Regions from separate parts of the Homo sapiens genome. Here regions 1, 3 and 4 are each linked to region 2. Evidence: chromatin contacts called from ENCODE Hi-C or POLR2A ChIA-PET data. All regions are on one chromosome and are shown on one strand. Each heading gives the region's core, a stretch centred on a gene start or an enhancer-like site at or near the end of the contact. The rest is flanking DNA. Distances are from core to core; before and after follow the strand shown. Region 1 overlaps LOC105375463 (a long non-coding RNA gene). Region 2 holds the start of CAPZA2 (capping actin protein of muscle Z-line subunit alpha 2). Region 3 has its middle 44 kb from the start of TES. Region 4 overlaps TES (testin LIM domain protein).

Region 1 (4,332 bases), core at 435-2,934, 550 kb after region 2:
TTTGCTATAATTTTCTCAAGGTTTTTCGTACCTATGTTTATGTGGGATATTTAATGTTGTGTAGTTATCTTTTCTTGTAACATCTAGATTTTGGGTTAAGGTAAGGCAGCCCTCCCAGATAAAGTGGGAAGTATTTCCTTGTCTTAAATTTTCTGGAAGAGTTTGTGTATAATTGGTTTTATTTATTTACTAAAGGTTTGGTACAATTTAACCATGAAAACTTTGGTGCCTGGAGTTTTGTGTGTGGAGGTTTTTAGCTATAATTTCAATTTCTTAAATAAATGTGGGGCTGTTCTGGTACTCTCTTTTTCCTCTACCTGGGATTTCCTCCATTCATTGCCTACCCCTCCCTCCCACTCAACAAGAGTCACTACTACAAGTCCTTTCAGATCAGCTCATCTCTCACTTTCCCAAAGCTTTCCCTAACATGTACCCCTTTTTCAAGGTTTCCTCCCTTATGCCAACAACACCCTGTGCATGACTACTATTGATTTTATAGCAGCATATAGAGAATATTAAAAATTCTCTATATGAAAATTTTTTCTATTTGTGTGTTTTCTTTCCCAACAGACTATACAATTGAGGACAAGAACTATGTCATTTTTATTATCATGTCCTTGGTATCTATACAAATAAAACATGGATTTACACATATTACACACTGCATCTATTACATAAGCATGCAATGAAGATATAGGTTCATATGTGCATATATATGTATATTTACATTAGATATGTATATACATACTTTAACATACATGTAACTGTATACTTTATGTACTTATATGTATATAAGTAATTCACCTATATACGTATATGTAAAAGTCATATATGATAGTCATATATATGTAAAAGTCTGTTTTTGCCAGTTTTTTAAAACAAAAATCATCAGCATCATAATTTATTGAAGTCGACTGCCCTTTCTTAACCTTATGAGATTTAAAAAATGTTTGGAATTTTTTTTAAGCCCATGAAGTTTACTCTTGTGAGGAAAGCCAGGTTGAGGGCAATGGCATTTCCACATTTTCTGGGGCTTAATTGAAAGAACATAGAGAGAGGGCTGGGTGCAGTGGCTTATACCTCTAATCCCAGCACTTTGGGAGGCCGAGGCTGGCGGATCACCTGAGGTTGGGAGTTCAAGACCAGCCTGACCAACATGAAGAAACCCCATCTCTACTAAAAATACAAAATTAGTCAGGCATGGTGGCGCATGCCTGTAATCTCAGCTACTCAGGAGGCTGAGGCAGGAGAATTGCTTGAACCCGGGAGGCGGAGGTTTTGGTGAGCTGAGATTGCACCATTGCACTCTAGCCTGGGCAATAAGAGTGAAACTCTGTCAAAAAAAAAAAAAAAAACTATATATATATAGAGAAAGGTATGTATCAAGCCTGTTAATGACCACGGGCCATCTGTGTAGTCACACAAAAGTGTCTAGTTTTCTTCCACATTTCTATGTGTCTTCTTTAGCATTTTCCTTTCTAAAAAACAGGCTCTATAACTGGGCACACTTGAACCCCACAATTAGTCATGGATGTGGTGATTCATCAGGCTGGCTTCTAAGTGCAAGCAGCCCTGGCCTTTCTAAGCCTTGACTGTTGGCAACTCTTTTTTCCCCGCTCTGAATCAGACGTGTATTTGTTTGAGTAATCAAGAAAGAACTGTCTGTCTTGTGACCTTAGAGGCTGGTGAAAGGGAGCAACTGAGTGTTTTTGGCACAGGAAGGTTAGTGAACAATGCAAATCTGTAGATCAGAGAGCACGCTGCTTGGCTGCTGACTCTGGGCAGACTTGAATGTCACAGAATGCTCTGATTGCCGGCAGGGTTTTTCACCCTCTGCCGAAAGCCATTTTAATATAAGCAGAATAGATTTCAGGTATTCCAGAAACCATTCTTAAACTTTCACTGTGTTCATGTTGTTAAATTCTATACCTTCTATTAAGACTTGCAGTCTTTCTGAAATGAGCATTTTGAATCTGACTGTGATAAGAGCCAGTGAGAGACAGCTTTACACATGGATGCCACTGGGAAGAAAGCACATCAAGTAACCCTGCTGAGGAATGAATGAATCAGCCTAATGCAAATTAGGTGAGAAACTGGACCGCACAGAGGGGATGTTGAAACCATTTTAGAGATGAGTGAGAGGGATGATAGCCAGTGAGTGAGCCCAAGAACTTTGATGACAATGAAGGCAGAAGAATCTGGTGGACGCAAAGGATTCACTTCTTATAATGAATTCACTCATCCCATTTGCCTGTTAATCAATGGGTGTTTTAAAGATGCCAGTTGGAGGAAGTCCAAGTGTTCAATTTTAAAAATGCCTATTAGATTAATTACAAGAAAGTCTCTCTCTCTCTCTTTCTTTCATCTGTCATTTTTTCTCTTGTTAGGGGTATGCAGGAGGTCTTCTAATAGACCAGAGAGAGATACAAGCCACAATTCGGGAAAATATCCCAGTAGACTCCTCTCTGCCTTATGTTTGGCATTCTTGAAATCTACGCTATCTGTCTTGAAATCTTTGAACAATGTACAATAATCTTATGCTTGCCCAGGGAAACCTGTTCCATTAGATGAGGTGAGTTGGTTACATACCTTCTTTGACTTGTGTTCCCAAGTGATCTTATTCCAAATATGACTTGGGGACACTTGTATGTGCCGTTCTGATATTGTCCTAAAAGGAAATTATTTTGGAAGTAAAGCCACTGATAAAATCAGCTCAGGAAAATGCACTTTGCAAATATGAGAATATAGGCATTATTAAAAGCCATGCTATAAAAATACCAATGGTTATTTTTACTGAGAGTAGTGTTAAATTTATGGGAGGCTATTGTTTTGGACTAAGCTCTTGCACTAGGCCCAGAAGAACAGACCAAACCAGAATGGAATCACTAGTGCTAGGTCCCCAAACTGGACTTTAAAATCAGCCAGTTAGAAAACAAACAAAAAAACCCCCAAAAAAACACAAAACAACAACAACAAAAAACAGATTCACAGCAATCAATTAAAAGGGGCCCAGTCAACCTGAGCTGACATAATAAGAAAGTCCCCTGGCTCTGCTTTATCCTTTTAAAGAAAGTAACTTTGAAACAACCAATCGGCTTTCTGTTCCTGTTTCTGCTTTCTTCAGGCTTTTCTGCCTATAAAGCCCACTGCCTCTCCTCAGCTTACTAGCGTGCTTTTCTGTTTCATAGATGGGATACCGTCTGATTAATGAATCACTAATAGTTTAGATCATTAAACTAAATTTGTTGAAATTTTTATTTTTTGACAGTAGTTACACAAGAACAATAAAATACCCTTAAGAGGAAAGTGAGAATATCTCATCCGAGAAATGTGAGACAGACAGAAAAAGGTTTAAATAATTGTATTCAAAAGCATTATGTAAACGACAAATAACACATGAAAGTCTAATCTGAAAGGAATGGGAATTAATGTTATAAAGGGAGACAAACAAAAATCAGGTTTCTTTCCACATCTCAACATGGAGGATTTTCCTTTACCCTGGCCTCCTATTTCTGTGTGCAGAAACTTGCTTCAACATGTCAGTCCCAGCTCTAGCTGTCCTGATTCACTCCTCCTTAGAGGGAATGAGCTCACCGGGCAGACTCTGCCCGGTGGGGACTGTCTGGGGAAGTCCTGTCATTCCCCGGGTCTGCGTTGGCATCACTGCTCTGACAGTCTCTTTCAGGAGTTACGTGTTGGAGGCCAGTGACGACTGCAGATCTAAAGCCACATTTTAAAATCCACTGTCTGTGAGGCAGTGGTCTGACTCCTCTTCTCTTTTTCAATTGGTTCTGATTTTAGTTAGGAAAGGAAATGGTTGTTTGTAGACCTACTAAAGTTCCAATAGCTGATTATAAAACAAGATTCTATGACATGCAAGAGTATATTGGAGTCAGAAAAATTAAATAGAATTTATTTTCCTGAGAAGAAACAAACTGAAAAAAGAAAAACCAAACCTCTTTATGTTTATTTGTTTGTACCGATATACGACATCAGAAAGGCAGCCGTATAAAAGAGAATCAGGCTGGAGGGAGCTTAAGCCTCCACTAAATGGGGATTGATTGACCAGAGAAGAACTGGAACTATTAAAAGGCCTGAAAGAAGAAAAGAATTATGAATTTTGCTCCTCTCTCCTTCCAAAAAAAAGTAAATGCACATGTTTGAGAGGGAAGCATGGCCATAGATATTGTGATGCCATGGGGAAATCGATTTCAGGCTTTAAATAAGGATCCATCACTGTGAGAGGCCATGAAGCTGTGCCCAAAAAAACTTCCTGGTGAACCAGAGGAGGAAGTGTTCTCTATGGGTAGGAGAGAGCTTCATTTCAGAGAA
Region 2 (3,965 bases), core at 1,239-3,738:
GAACCTCACTCTACTCATCTGTGAAATGGTAATAGAACTACCTCTTACAACAACAAATTAAGTAATGAATGTATCTAACTGAGCCAAGCATATATAAAGTATGGTACTAGACACATCTTAACAGCTTCTCTTCCTTAAATTTGCAATCTAGAATGGAAATTTCAAAAACTTAAAAGTATTCAAAACTTAATATTTTTTTTTAGAGATGAGGTCTCGCTATGTTACCAGGCTGGTCTACAACTCCTGGGCTCAAGCGATCCTCCACACCTTGGCATCCAGAGTAGTTGGCATTACAGGTGCAAACCACCGTGCCCAGCTTAAGAGCTTATTTTTGAAAATTACCAATAAGGCAGTAGAACGAGTAATATTAAAATATCACTTTTAAGTCCTCTCTGTTTTCTGATCCCATACTGGACACATCCTCCTCCCCCAAAATGAAAATAACCTTTAGATATCTCAAGTGACAAGAACGTTAAAATTTCACTTTACTGGTTACTTGAATTTAACCTAAAGGTTTTGTCAGTTTTTAAATTAGTAAATATAGTGATAAAATTTATATGTAAAATATCTACATAATATTCTTACAAAACATCAAAAATCAAATTAGAATTTTCATTCATTTAACCATAAAACATTTTGCTACTAGGCGGCACAGGCTTTAAGACACACAACCTCCTCATTCCTCTTTATGAAGCTTAGTGCCCTGAGAGTGCCAGATAATAAGGCATCTTGTTATCTCATTTTTAAAAAACTTTTTTATTTTAGGCCTTTACAACACATGGCAGGTCTATATTAACTCCCACACCGAGTAGTCTCTCTTCAGCTAGATTTCTAGCCACTTGAGCTACTAATCATCACTTAAGAATGGTAGAATAAAAACACGACAATCTCTTTTTAAGCTTTTTAGCACGCCTCAATTTTAAATATGTTTGTGCACTCCTGTACACTTTCAGTCACCTAAATAAAATAGGATTATTTATCAAGATTATACATTGAATACTGTACAGCAACTTTTGTGGATACGGGGATCTGCCTACTGGGTCTGTGGGCTATGGAGACGTTGCTCGCCCCCATTTTGTTGTTGTATTATCACTTTCACCGAAGAACACAAGAGAAAAAAAGATTTCCGAAAATAAAGATGAGGCTGACTTCTGACCATTCACATTGGGAATGGGACAGAACCTTCTATTTCGGTGCAAGAACACAGCATATAAAAACATCTAGAGCAGAGGGTCCTAAATGAAAATATCCTCAGACTTACATGAAGATTTCTTAAACACCACAACATACCTAAATGTACCTGTATTTTCCTGCACTGGCTTTGAAATTTAAAAATGAAGCACTCTTTAACGAAGAGTGGACATTTCCAACCCTGCAACTAACTCATTCCTATGTTCTGTCAGTTACTTCTAAGGGTCCTTTCCGAGAAACAGTCAAAATTAGCAGGGTTCTCCCCTACCCCACCACCCTCGGGAATGGGACGTTCCCAAAAGCCAAACGAAAGGGGCGAATTAAGAGAGCAGCAGTTCAATGAATTATTCCATTACTCGTTTTAAATATCTGAGAACTTAAGTCGTTCATCTGGTTCCATTGCTGTCACAGCATCTAATATACAGTAAAAGGAGTTGCACATTTTCCCCTCTTCGGAAGAAGTCCTAGCAGGAAAGTGAGGTGCCACCAAATCGACCCCCGGGGGGGGGCTGCTGCCAACGTGGGCAGAAAACAACTATGGGGAGGGGGTCGTCTTTTTGTGAGCAACTCCGCTGCCTCCTGGGGAACATGGGAGCTGCAAGCTTACTGCTAGAGCCACGAAAGGAAAGAGAGAAGGAGGGAGAGATGCCTCCATGGGGAAAGGGAAAAAAAAGGATAAACCGTAGAGGATCAGAAAAGGAAGCATTTTGCTTTGAGGAGGGGGAAGTAGAAGGGAGAAGTGAAGGTCTGCTTCCTAAGCGATTTTTCCCTTCCCCTCACCCGCCGCTACACTCACAGGCCAGGCCGCCGCGCTGGGCACTGCCCTTGGGCCGCTCCCACGCACGGACGCAAACCCCTTTGCGTCCCTGGTCCCCGGTCCCCGGCCCCGGCGGAGGCCCCGCGGCCCGACAGCAGGAGAGGGTCCTGGGCAGCCGCCGCCCTCCCCCGCGCCCGCGCCCCCGCCCGCCGTCGCCCGGCTCCCGCTTCCTATTTTCGGAGTACACACCCTACAAGGAGCGGAGCGAGCAGGCCTGGCAGAGACCTGCCCCCGCGCGGGGCCTCGGGTGACGGACAGGGGCAGGCACTGGGCGCAGTAAGGATGGGGGAGGAAGGGCAGCCGAGGGCAAGGCCAGCTGCGGGCCAATGCCCTTCCCCCGCGACCAGACTCCGGGCCCACCCGCCCGGGCTGAGCCGGCTCCTGACAGCCCGCGCCGTCGCCCCCGCGACTCTTACCTTCTCTTCATCAGACAACTGCTCCTCCAGATCCGCCATCTTCCTTCTGGCGACAAACCGCGGCGGCGGCGGCGGCAGCGGCCACCTGACTTCCCCGTTTCCGTGCGGTCCTCAGCGCCGCGCGCCCCCGCTAAGGGAGGGGCCCGCCGCTCAGGCCGCCGCGCACGCGCACCCCGGGAGCCCCGCCTCCCTCGACCCGGCCCTCGCGGACTGAGCGCGGCTGTGCGCGTGCGCGGGCGCCTGGTGGCCGGGCGGGGGACCGTGTCTCGCTGGGCCGCCTGCTGCAGGCTTGCTAGCATCTTGAGTGCAGCGTGCTCTCCCCACTGTGACCATATGGGCTCAGTCTGCGATGAGTACATTCTGAGCCCTTCGTTATGTTTCCATCAAGTCCTGAACTCTGCCAGCTAAAATGTGAAAAGGTGTACAAATAGAAGCCTTTTAAACATTGTTTTTTCAAATATTAGAGAAGATAGTTGGCTTTCATTAAAATACACATCACGACCCTCTCCATAATTGAAAGATTGCTCTTGATATACTCCTTTATTCATCCAACAAATATTTTTTGGTTCTTTAACGGGGTGCGGGGCACTGTGTTAGTCTCTGGGGATACAGTGTTGAGGGGGAAAAAAGCAAGCTAGACATACATGTTCATAGCAGCACAATTCGCAATTGCAAAGAGATGGAACCAACCTAAGTGTCCATCAACCAATGAGTGGATAGAGCAAATGTGGGTATATACACCATGGAATACTACTCAGCCATAAAAAGGAACGAAATAATGCCTTTTGCAGCAACTTGGAAGGAGCTGGAGGCCATTATTCTAAGTGAAGTAACTCAGGAATGGGAAACCAAATATTTTATGTTCTCACTTATAAGTGGGAGCTAAGCTATGTGGGTTCAAAGGCATAAGAATGATAAAATGGACTTTGGGGACTGGGGAGGGGATAAATTACTACGTATTGGGTACAGGGTACACTGCTCAGGTGATGGGTGCACTAAAATCTCAGAAGTTACCGCTAAAGGACTTATCCATGTTACCAAAAATCCACCTGTATTCCAAAACTGTTGAAATAAAAAGAGAAACTTCCATACTCAAGAAGCTCATTTTCTACTCATTAAACAAACATATATTGAACAGTTGGGGCCGGGCGCGGTAGCTCAGGCCTGTAATCCCAGCAATTTGGGAGGCCTCCGTGGGCAGATCATCTGAGGTCAGGAGTTCGTGACCAGATTGGCCAACATGAAGAAACCCCGTCTCTACTAAAAATACAAAAATTATCCGGGGCGTGGTGGCGCATACCTGTAATACCAGCTACTCGGGAGGCTGAGGCAGGAGAGTTGCAGAAGTCATTGCAACCCGAGAGGCGGAGGTTGTCCCTGTCCCTGCAACCCGGGAGACGGAGGTTGCAGTCAGCCGAGGTCGCGCCACTGTACTCCAGCCTGGGTGACAGAGCAAGACTCTGTCTCAAAAAGCAAAACAAAAAAAAACAAAAACAGTTGGGGAAGGCACTGTACTATTCCAGGGGAATACAAAGCTATGT
Region 3 (4,382 bases), core at 1,265-3,764, 700 kb after region 2:
CACTTGTCAAGCATCTAGTCCAACCTTCTCATGAGAGAACTAGAGAACATTAAGGTTAATTTACTTAAGGAAGATTTACACAGCTTATTGGTGACAAAGCCAAGTTTAGCTTCATATCGAATGACTCCTATTCTGCACTCATTTCCCTGTATTCAGTTATTTCTTCTTGCTCTTAAAAGAATGTAAGGGGAACAGGTTTTATCATCTCCATTCTAAACATGATATAACTTAGAGTCAGGAATACTAAGTGATTTGTCTAAGGTTCCATGGGCAATAATGGCAACTGATTTTTTTGAACTGAAGTACAAAGCTGTTATTTTTCACATTTTCCAGGTACAGCCCTTTATGCTAGATTTTTAAGATTATTTTTAATTTTGACCCCATAATCCAGAAGATAACTATTCCTCCTATTTTTGTGCCATTTTAAAGGGTAATAAAAATAGAATTCTGCCAGCCAGAGTGGAAAATGGAAGCCTACTTGAATGCTTCAAGAGACTTTAACAAAGGTGTTGCATTAATTCCCCAGAGATGCCATAATAAATTACCGCAAACCCAGTGGCTTAAAACAAAAGAAATTTATTTTCTCACAGTTAAGGAGGCTAGAAGTCCAAACTTAAGGTGTTGACAGAATTGGTTTCTTCTAGAGGCTCTGAGGGAAAGCCCATGCGTCTCTCTTAGTATCTGGTGTTTGCTCACAATCCTGGGCATTCACTGGCTTGAAGAGGCATCACCCTAATCTGCCTCCATCTTCACATGGCTTTCTTGGTGTGTCTCTCTGTGTTTTTTCCTCTTCTCACAAAGACACCAGTCATTGGATTTAGGGGTCACCCTAAATATCCGATGATTTCATCTCAAGATCCTTAGTTAATTATACCTTCACAGACCCTATTTCCAAATATGGTCACCTTCTGAGGTTCTGGGTGAACGTGAATTTTGGGGAACACTATTTGAGCTACTTCACGAACTACTTATGAAATTGTGGGTAGAGTAAGAAGACAGATAAGAACAGGAAGTCCTTACCAGCCCTAGGCTTGAAGGGGCAAACAGGAAATGGTGCCTCAGCATCCCATTGAGAGCCAGAGCAGTGGAGGAGACATTCTAGCTGGGGAGAGATGTCGCCCTCACCAGGACACTCAGCGCAGAGCAAGTGGAGAATAGTAAAGGAGTACTCCAACCACTTCTTCCTCTCAGCATCTGATCTTCTTCAGATGATTCCCATTAGCCAAATTCAACCAGAAGCCAGCTGCAGTTCCCTATTACTGCTGTAACAAATGACCACAAGCTTGGTGGCTTAAATAATATAAATTTTTTATCTAACAGTTCTGTAGGTCAGAAGTCCTACAAAGGTCTCACTGGGCTCAAATAAAAGTGTCGGCAGGGCTGTATTCCTTTCTGGGGGCTCTAGAGGAGAATCCATTTCCTTGCGTTTTCCAGTTTCAAAATTCCCTCCATATTCCTTAGCTCGTGGCCAGCTCCTCCATTTTCAAAGCCAGCAATGGAAGATTGAGTCTTCACATAGCATCACCGACTTCTTCTGCCACATAAGGTAACATGTTCACAAGTTCCAGGGATTAGGATGTGAATGTCTTTAGAGGGGCCATTGTTTTTGCTTATCGTATCAGTTGATAGTCTATAGGATTCAGCCTCCTGGACAGGGCTGACTCCAAATTAGGTAGAGATGAGGCTTATACAGTGAGGAGCAGGCCATCTATAAGAAAAATAGTTCCAAATTACATTAGGCACAAAGTTTGGAAGAGGTAACATCTATGGAGTCCTGAGCTGAAGCTTCATTAGCTCCATAGTAAATCAGCCTTTGTTCCTGGGCACAGAGCAGGGCGAAGCAGGGTAGAGAATGGCATGGTGGGTAGGAGCAGTGGGGTAGGGCAAATGGGCAAGAATCAGAACAGCAGGTTTTATATTTTCCTCCTGAGAGCTGATTACAAGGTTGACTTGTTGGAGTCCATTGGTATTTAACCAATGCCTGTTCCTCAAAGCAACATCAATCTTCAAGCCTGAATCATCTGAAATTTGATCATCTTGTTCACAAGGATAGCATCAGCGATGGCCAACAGCTTAGTGAAATGGATTTATGCCATGCCTTCATAGAGCCTGGACTTCCTTCACCCACTGTTTCCTCTTACTGCAGTTAGGCAAATGCGTAGTAATGCTACTGAGCTTGGTGCATTCCCACTTACCCAGTAGTATTCCTTAACTTTTTAAGACAGTGTGGAATATTGGCACCTTTCCCTCCAGTCTTCCCCTCAAGTGGCCTGTAACAAGTTGTTCAGTCATTAATCCTGAAATGTTACAATGGAGCCTTAGATTTTAAAATCGGAAGTTCAGGTGTATTTTGTAGCCTATGGAAATTCCATCTAACCACAGCACATTCAAATCTAAATTTGCTACTTTCTTGTGACTGTGTAGTGTATTTGATACAAAATTTTCTTTCTAGACCCCCGAATTCTAGGACTTTACAGTGCAGTCATATGAGAGTGAGTCAGCAGTTTAATTCCAATCTGCGCCACCACCACCTAGGGACTTTCTAACAAGAACTAAGACTGTTATTACTTTTTTATTATGCAAGTAGAATAAAGAGGAACTACATTAACAAGAATAGAGAAGTGAAGAATACCAATTGCTGATGTCCTAATAGTTTTTAAAATATAAGAGTAAACTCCACTGTAGATTTTACTTTATGAAAATAGATCTATTTCCTGAAGAAAGTTTTGTTTTTAGATTGTTTGCTTTATTTGTTCTATTCTCTATGTTAGATGAATTCCCCTATTGCCTTGCTTGTACTAACCTTCTATATAGTAATTTCACTGAAAACAGAAAAAGTAAGATAATTAATTGTACTGATAGAATTAAGAGGTTAGCATGAATAACCTAATGATGGCATTTTGGCTAATGGCATTCTTTTCTCAAAAAGGTTCACTGAATTAACAAGTCACAAATAACCATACTGAAGTTGGATATGGGTCATTTCTAAGTTCACAGTGTGCGTTCTATTCCTTATAATCTATCAGCCAAGGTCTTCGTTTGATATTAATATCTTAAAAAGTGAAATTGCTCATTACATAGTAAACATTTCTTAGATTGTTTTCCCTGTTGATACTTAAATAAAATAGAAAAAGAAAATAACAAAGGTGTAAAAATAAAAGAAAACTCATGGAAAGGGAACTTACAATGAAGGTAGTGGTTATTTCAAGGCTGGCACCTTCTAGAAGGTCACCGTCTAACTTAAACAGTCCATGGAGCACATTTATGATTCAACAGCAGTGCCAACACACAATGCTACTTTAACATGTCCCATGCAAATTTTAAATACTGAAAGATCTCCACTGACCTTCCAGGTCGGTCACTTACAAGCTGTGTAATTATGGGCAAGGTTGTTAAATTGTTCAAGCCTTTATTTTCTGTTTTAAAATGGTTATTATAATATCTGCCCAGAATTGCTGTCAGAATTAGAAGTGATGTTTGTAAAATGCCTATTATCACCCCCAGCAATTGTGGTGCAGCATTACTAATATTATCATATTGCATAGACATTCATAATTATTTAATATTTTCCTGCATATTTACTTTAACATAAAAGAATCAAGCCTTAAAAATCTCTTGCTGGGGAATTATATGCATTCATTTGGAAATGGGAGTGATGATTCTGGGTGAAACATTTCTCAATCTTGCTCAGTCAAAGGGGTTTTCCACTGAGCATATGTTCTGCAGATGTTTATTAAAACATGCTTCTACATAAGTACCAGACATGGAGAGCTCAATTATTGCTAAATTTTCCATGGTCTATTTTATAATTCTTAATCTTTGAACTCTGGACCACTGATAATTTTAAAAGTAATAGGAGGAGGAATAAAATTATTTCCAGCAAAATTTTGTGTATGTACAAAGGATGTAAATGCTTACAAAAACAAGTGTATAAGCATGGAGTTTTTATAACGAATGACAGCAAGGAAAGTCACCCACTGACTTCTAGATTTTTCTGAATGAGTTAAAAAAATGTCATACAACTTTATTTTAGTTTCTTCTTCTATAAAACAGGGAAAATCCCAATTAATCTCTTCTCAAGCCTCACGTTTGTGATGATTTGTCAAGTTACCCATGGCAGAGTTTCCTAGACGTCTATCCGGATTCATCTCCCCTTATTTTAAAAAGAAATCTTGAGTTTCTGAAGGGTGTGTGGCTGCTCGGTAGGCATTCTGTTTCCCAGTTCCTCTCATAGACTTAGTTGGGACCAAAGGAATAGGAGAGAAAGTGATGTGTGTTACTAGAAGGTGATGCGACTGGGACAGCCAAGGTGGCCCAGAGATGGAACACCCTGTTGAGAAAGGCAGATTCTCTCACCCGATCTGGGACTACTAATCTCTGCA
Region 4 (4,415 bases), core at 872-3,371, 630 kb after region 2:
AAAGCAAGTCTCATCCTGAATAACATATTTTACATCAAACAAGGAATTAAAGATTTTAGGAATTACAACTGAAATATTATTTTTATTATGATAAATATTATTATAATAGCTACAATATACACTTATTGAATGCCAGTGCTATGGCTTTAATGTCCGTGCTCCTCCAAAATTCATGTTGCAACTTAATCCCCAATGTACCAATATTAAGAAGCTGGGCCTTTATGAAATGATTAGGCAGTTAGCAATGAGGGCTCCACCCTCATTGATGGGATTAGCCCCTGAGGGAGTGAGTTCCTCTCTTCCATCTCTTCTGAACCTTCCTCCATGTGAAGATGCAGCAACAAGGTGCCATCTTGGAAGCAGAAAGCAAGCCCACACTAGACACTGAGTCTGCCAGTGCCTTGATTTTGAACTTCCCAGCCTCCAGAACTTGACAAATAAATTTCTATTATTTATAAATTACCCAGTCTAAGGTATTTTGTTATGGCAGCAGGAATAGACTAAGACACAAGGAATAGAGGTAAGTACTTTACTTATATCTCATTAAAATCTTACAGAACTATATAAAATGCTTACAAAGTAGGCAATATGATTTGCCATTTTTGAAATGTTTTTGCTGAAACTCAGAGACTATGAAACTTGCTTAAGATCAAAATGTTAATAAATGGTAGAGATTTGAGTTCAAGTCTTTCTGACTCCAAGGCCTGTGCTCTTCTGCCTGAAGTTGTAGGGAGGCAAGGAGTGGAGAGCTGTATTATCACCCTTGCTATAGCAAACCCTTTTCTTCTTTACCATATTAAACAATAGTCTTTGAGAACTTGCTGAGACATGGCCTAATAAGTGGAAGGAGTGGGGTGCAGATGGCAGAAGGACACAAGGTTGTAATTAAGCTCTTTTACCCAACGACTGATATTGGAAAAAAAAGAGTAGCCAGCCTTACATCAGTACAGTGGCAAACCACCAGTAATCAGATTACTCTGTGTTTTAAATATCACATCAGTGACCATGAGGAATTAGTTACTGGTTAGTGCCTAGAGTAGCAGTTCAAGCTGGACAAGTAATAGGTATTTTTCAATGGCCCTCTTTTGTAACTTTACCAAGCTGTGTTTGTCACTATGCAATCAAAACCACATTGTAACTGGTTCCTTGAAAGATCAGTCTGACATGTCCTGAAGTTTAAGTGAAGCCTTTCCTTTTGTCCTAAAGAAAATGACCACATCCTTTTTCCATAATTAAGGCCATATTCAAACCCAACTGGTCCACACAGTTGCTTAGGAAAACCCACAATACTTTTAAGTTAGACCATATAAAGTATACTCTCTAAAGAATAAACAACTGTCCAGCATTAGCTAAGCTTTATCATCTTTGCCATGTCCATATTACCAATTTTCAAAAGAAATGAAAGTCTTTAAATTGTATATTTAGTGTCAACACTAAGCTTTTTTTTAAAGCAATTAAATTGTTTCCTTGTCACTGATGATCACAGTTCACACAGTATGGAAATAATGTAGGTTAAACAAAAGACAGAGGGAAACTTTTCTGGTCTTGTGTAATAAGCATAGTTACATGTTTTCTCCATTACAATATCCATAGTAAAATGAAAAGCAAATCCAAAAAAGTTTTCTTTTTCAGGCCCTTTCTAATTTTCCATTACAGAAGAGTTAGTTCTGAATGTGCCTGGAGTATGGATATGATTCATACTATGTTCATGCATCTCCTGCTAAATAAACTCTAATCCCAAATGAAAATTTTGATTACATTATTAAGGCTTAATCACATAGCTTAGCTTAAATCAGAGGCTTTTAAACTCTCTTTTATATAATTCACAACATGGAATAAATTTTACCTCATGACAAAGAACTTGCACATACACATACAAACTTACATGTGTGTATAAAATCCTGATATTTGTGGACAGATAATATCTAGAAATATGCTTCTGCCTCTAAATTAAATGGCCACTTAAATTCTTGCATGCCTTCAGATTGGAATTGCCTGGTCTGAACAACACTGGGCTTATAAAAGACTGCAAACATCCTGGAACAATACCATCTCATTCACTATTTCTGAATCCAACTTGAAAGTTCAGCAAATGTAACTAGAACCTCCATGAGTCAGCAGTTTTTACACTAAGGCTTTGGAGTAGCTCGCTACTGACTTACAAAGTCAACTTTGCAAAGGGGCAAGTTGTTTTCTCCTACCAACTTTTTATCTTTGTAAATCAAAAATAAAATTATAAACCCATGAAGCATCTGAATGGACCCCACCTCTTGGCCAAGGTCATTCCAAAGTGAGCCTGAAAAACTAGTTCAGGCCATGATAGGAAATGGGGAGCTGGGGGTGGGTGGGCGCTGCTTCACAGCTGACCAGCATTAGCAGAAACACAGAGACCTAAGACTGACAGAACAGACTCTGATAAGAAACATTGACAATCTATTCTCTCTGACACCTGCTACCAGGAGGCTTCATCTACATGATAAAACCTTGGTCCTTACAAGCCCCCTTATCATAACCCAGACATTCCTTTTTTTGGATTTCAGGTCTTTAGATAATAAGGCTTTCAACTAATCACCAATCAGAAAATCTGTGAATCTGCCCATGACCTGGAAGGACCGCCCCCCACCTCCAGTGGTCCTGTCTTTCCAGACTGAAGCAATGTACATCTTTCATGTATTGACGGATGTCTGTAATATGTATAAAACCAAGTTGTAGCCTGACCACCTTGGGCACATGTTCTCAGAGTCTCCTCAGGGCTGTGTCATAGGCCATTGATCACTCATATTTGGCTCAGAATAAGATCTTCAAATACTTTTACAGAGTTTGACACTTTTCATCAATATATTCTTAAAATAGCTATCATTTTATTTATTAGAATTACTAGAGCTGGTGGTATTTCATGAACTGCTGCTCTTTTAAAGTCTCCCACATATTCTTATTCTGGACAGGACTAGGCATCTCCCTCATGTAAGAGATCAGGAAAATAGAATCCAGAGAGGAGGGATAATTTGCTCCTGGTTGCACAGCTACTCAATAGCAAACCAGACCTAAAACTCAGCATCTGGCTCCTGCTCTACTGTTCTTTTGGGGCAGAGGACTAGCGTGTCAAATGGGAGCTCTTGTCTTCCAAAGAGTCACTAGCTAATTTCTGCCCCAAAGAAAAGAACTTTCTTTTCCAGAAACACTCTTGCACCATCTCTAAGTGTAGATGACTTTCTGAGAGCTTTAAAAAGGAAGACAAGATAAATAAGGAAGGCTGGGGAAGCTTCGCTGAAGGAGAGGTGCATGAATTACAATGGAAAGGCTGAGCAGTATCTAATTTGGCTCAGAGAAGTGCATTCAGGGCAGAGGAAACACCATACACAAGGCCTGTGGCAGAAGAGGGCAAAGGAAGAGCCAAAAAATTGTAAAGCACTTTCAGAGTGACAGGGCTGGCCTTGTAGCAGGCGGAGTACTTTGTTTTGTTTTCCTTTTCATTTTCCCAAGGAAGAAACTAAACCTCTTGAAGCATTCAATGCCATGTCTTAGGCTACCAGCTTAACAGAGGATGACATCCTCAGAGACAGGAGAGACTGGTAAAGAGGAAAGCCACAGGGCAACAGGGGAGGGTGAGGAGCAAGAGCACCTCTCAAGCTCTGCTAGCAGAAGCTCAGGAAGCCCTCACAGGGACCAGGAGACCAGGCCTTGGGAAAAGCAGTAACTTGAGAAATTGGCTCTGTAGGCCGCTCTGGAAAACCCAGAAAGTATTGTTCCAGGGTTCTTTTGCCCTTGGGACCTGCCTGGAAGGCCAACTTAATCTCTTTATGGACTCTTTCCAGTTAGATTTGTGACTGCCTGGAAAAAGTGCCCCTCTACCTTTCCAAACACAAACACTTTCATTTTCCCCACATGCTCAGACCTAAGTGTGAGGGAACTTTTAAACATCACAGACAGAGAGCAAGTAAGTGAAAGAGAGTGGAATGGGTCACGGCAATATGATACACTTTCTCCTACTATAACCCAATGGAAGCAGTCCTAATTAAAAACAAACACACACACCAAACACAAACAAAAATGACACCAAGTTTTCAAAATCACTTTTAGCAGCTAGAGAAATTAGAGTTTCAGACTGGCAATAAACTTGTTTTCCTGAGAACATTTCAGTAAGAAATTTATTTTATAGCTATAAGTATATAGCTACAAAACTTAAATCTCATTGATACCAGCACTGAAGATCTCTGACTTATGCCACATTATTGGGTGAGAACTTTTTCCATATTTTTATCCTCTTTATCAACCCTCTGTTAGGAAACAAAAACAATGCCTTTCCAAGAAAGAAGATACGTGATTCACACTCTAGCATTTTCCTTGTTTAGGATGTGCCTAGTTTCAGATTGAATTATAATTTAGAATGCAGTTGTTAAATCCAATTTATATTA

Evidence for each region. A loop is a pair of places that touch in the nucleus more often than their neighbours do. ChIA-PET counts read pairs that join two places held with the same protein, here RNA polymerase II (POLR2A). Pooled maps may share reads with other maps.
Region 1: a map with no recorded cell type shows a loop between it and region 2 (12-fold over the local background). The contact joins the enhancer-like site here to the promoter of CAPZA2 in region 2. A Hi-C loop is called at or near these places in 3 of 37 single-sample maps with no recorded cell type and 3 of 50 pooled maps.
Region 3: a pooled map shows a loop between it and region 2 (2.6-fold over the local background). The contact joins the enhancer-like site here to the promoter of CAPZA2 in region 2. A Hi-C loop is called at or near these places in 2 of 168 maps with a recorded cell type or tissue (B cell and PC-9) and 6 of 50 pooled maps.
Region 4: a map of ascending aorta shows a loop between it and region 2 (2.7-fold over the local background). The contact joins the enhancer-like site here to the promoter of CAPZA2 in region 2. A Hi-C loop is called at or near these places in 3 of 168 maps with a recorded cell type or tissue (CD4-positive, alpha-beta T cell, ascending aorta and sigmoid colon) and 4 of 50 pooled maps. POLR2A ChIA-PET finds 5 or more read pairs at or near these places in 1 of 52 experiments (GM12878).

Annotation. Positions count from the first base shown.
Region 1 is chr7:116,314,768-116,319,099 of GRCh38, reverse strand. LOC105375463 (a long non-coding RNA gene) reads right to left here. Exons shown (of 7, transcript XR_001745336.2): 4 at 2,590-2,668. Among named protein-coding and RNA genes, the nearest start is that of TES, 110 kb to the right of the region's middle. RefSeq lists enhancers at 1,632-1,781, 1,882-1,961. Within about 2 kb of position 1,684, at least 23 of the 41 ENCODE cell types and tissues checked have a DNase peak (open chromatin) inside an H3K27ac peak, as active enhancers do.
Region 2 is chr7:116,861,110-116,865,074 of GRCh38, reverse strand. It overlaps CAPZA2 (capping actin protein of muscle Z-line subunit alpha 2), which reads right to left and starts at 2,488. Exons shown (of 10, transcript NM_006136.3): 1 at 2,425-2,488. The coding sequence starts at 2,463. RefSeq lists a silencer at 2,001-2,740 and enhancers at 2,107-2,869, 2,821-2,870.
Region 3 is chr7:116,164,068-116,168,449 of GRCh38, reverse strand. No RefSeq gene overlaps it. Among named protein-coding and RNA genes, the nearest start is that of TES, 44 kb to the left of the region's middle. RefSeq lists an enhancer at 794-1,308. Within about 2 kb of position 2,514, at least 2 of the 41 ENCODE cell types and tissues checked have a DNase peak (open chromatin) inside an H3K27ac peak, as active enhancers do.
Region 4 is chr7:116,229,762-116,234,176 of GRCh38, reverse strand. All of the region lies in intron 1 of TES (testin LIM domain protein), which reads right to left. Among named protein-coding and RNA genes, the nearest start is that of TES, 21 kb to the right of the region's middle. RefSeq lists enhancers at 3,342-3,421, 3,492-3,561. Within about 2 kb of position 2,121, at least 7 of the 41 ENCODE cell types and tissues checked have a DNase peak (open chromatin) inside an H3K27ac peak, as active enhancers do.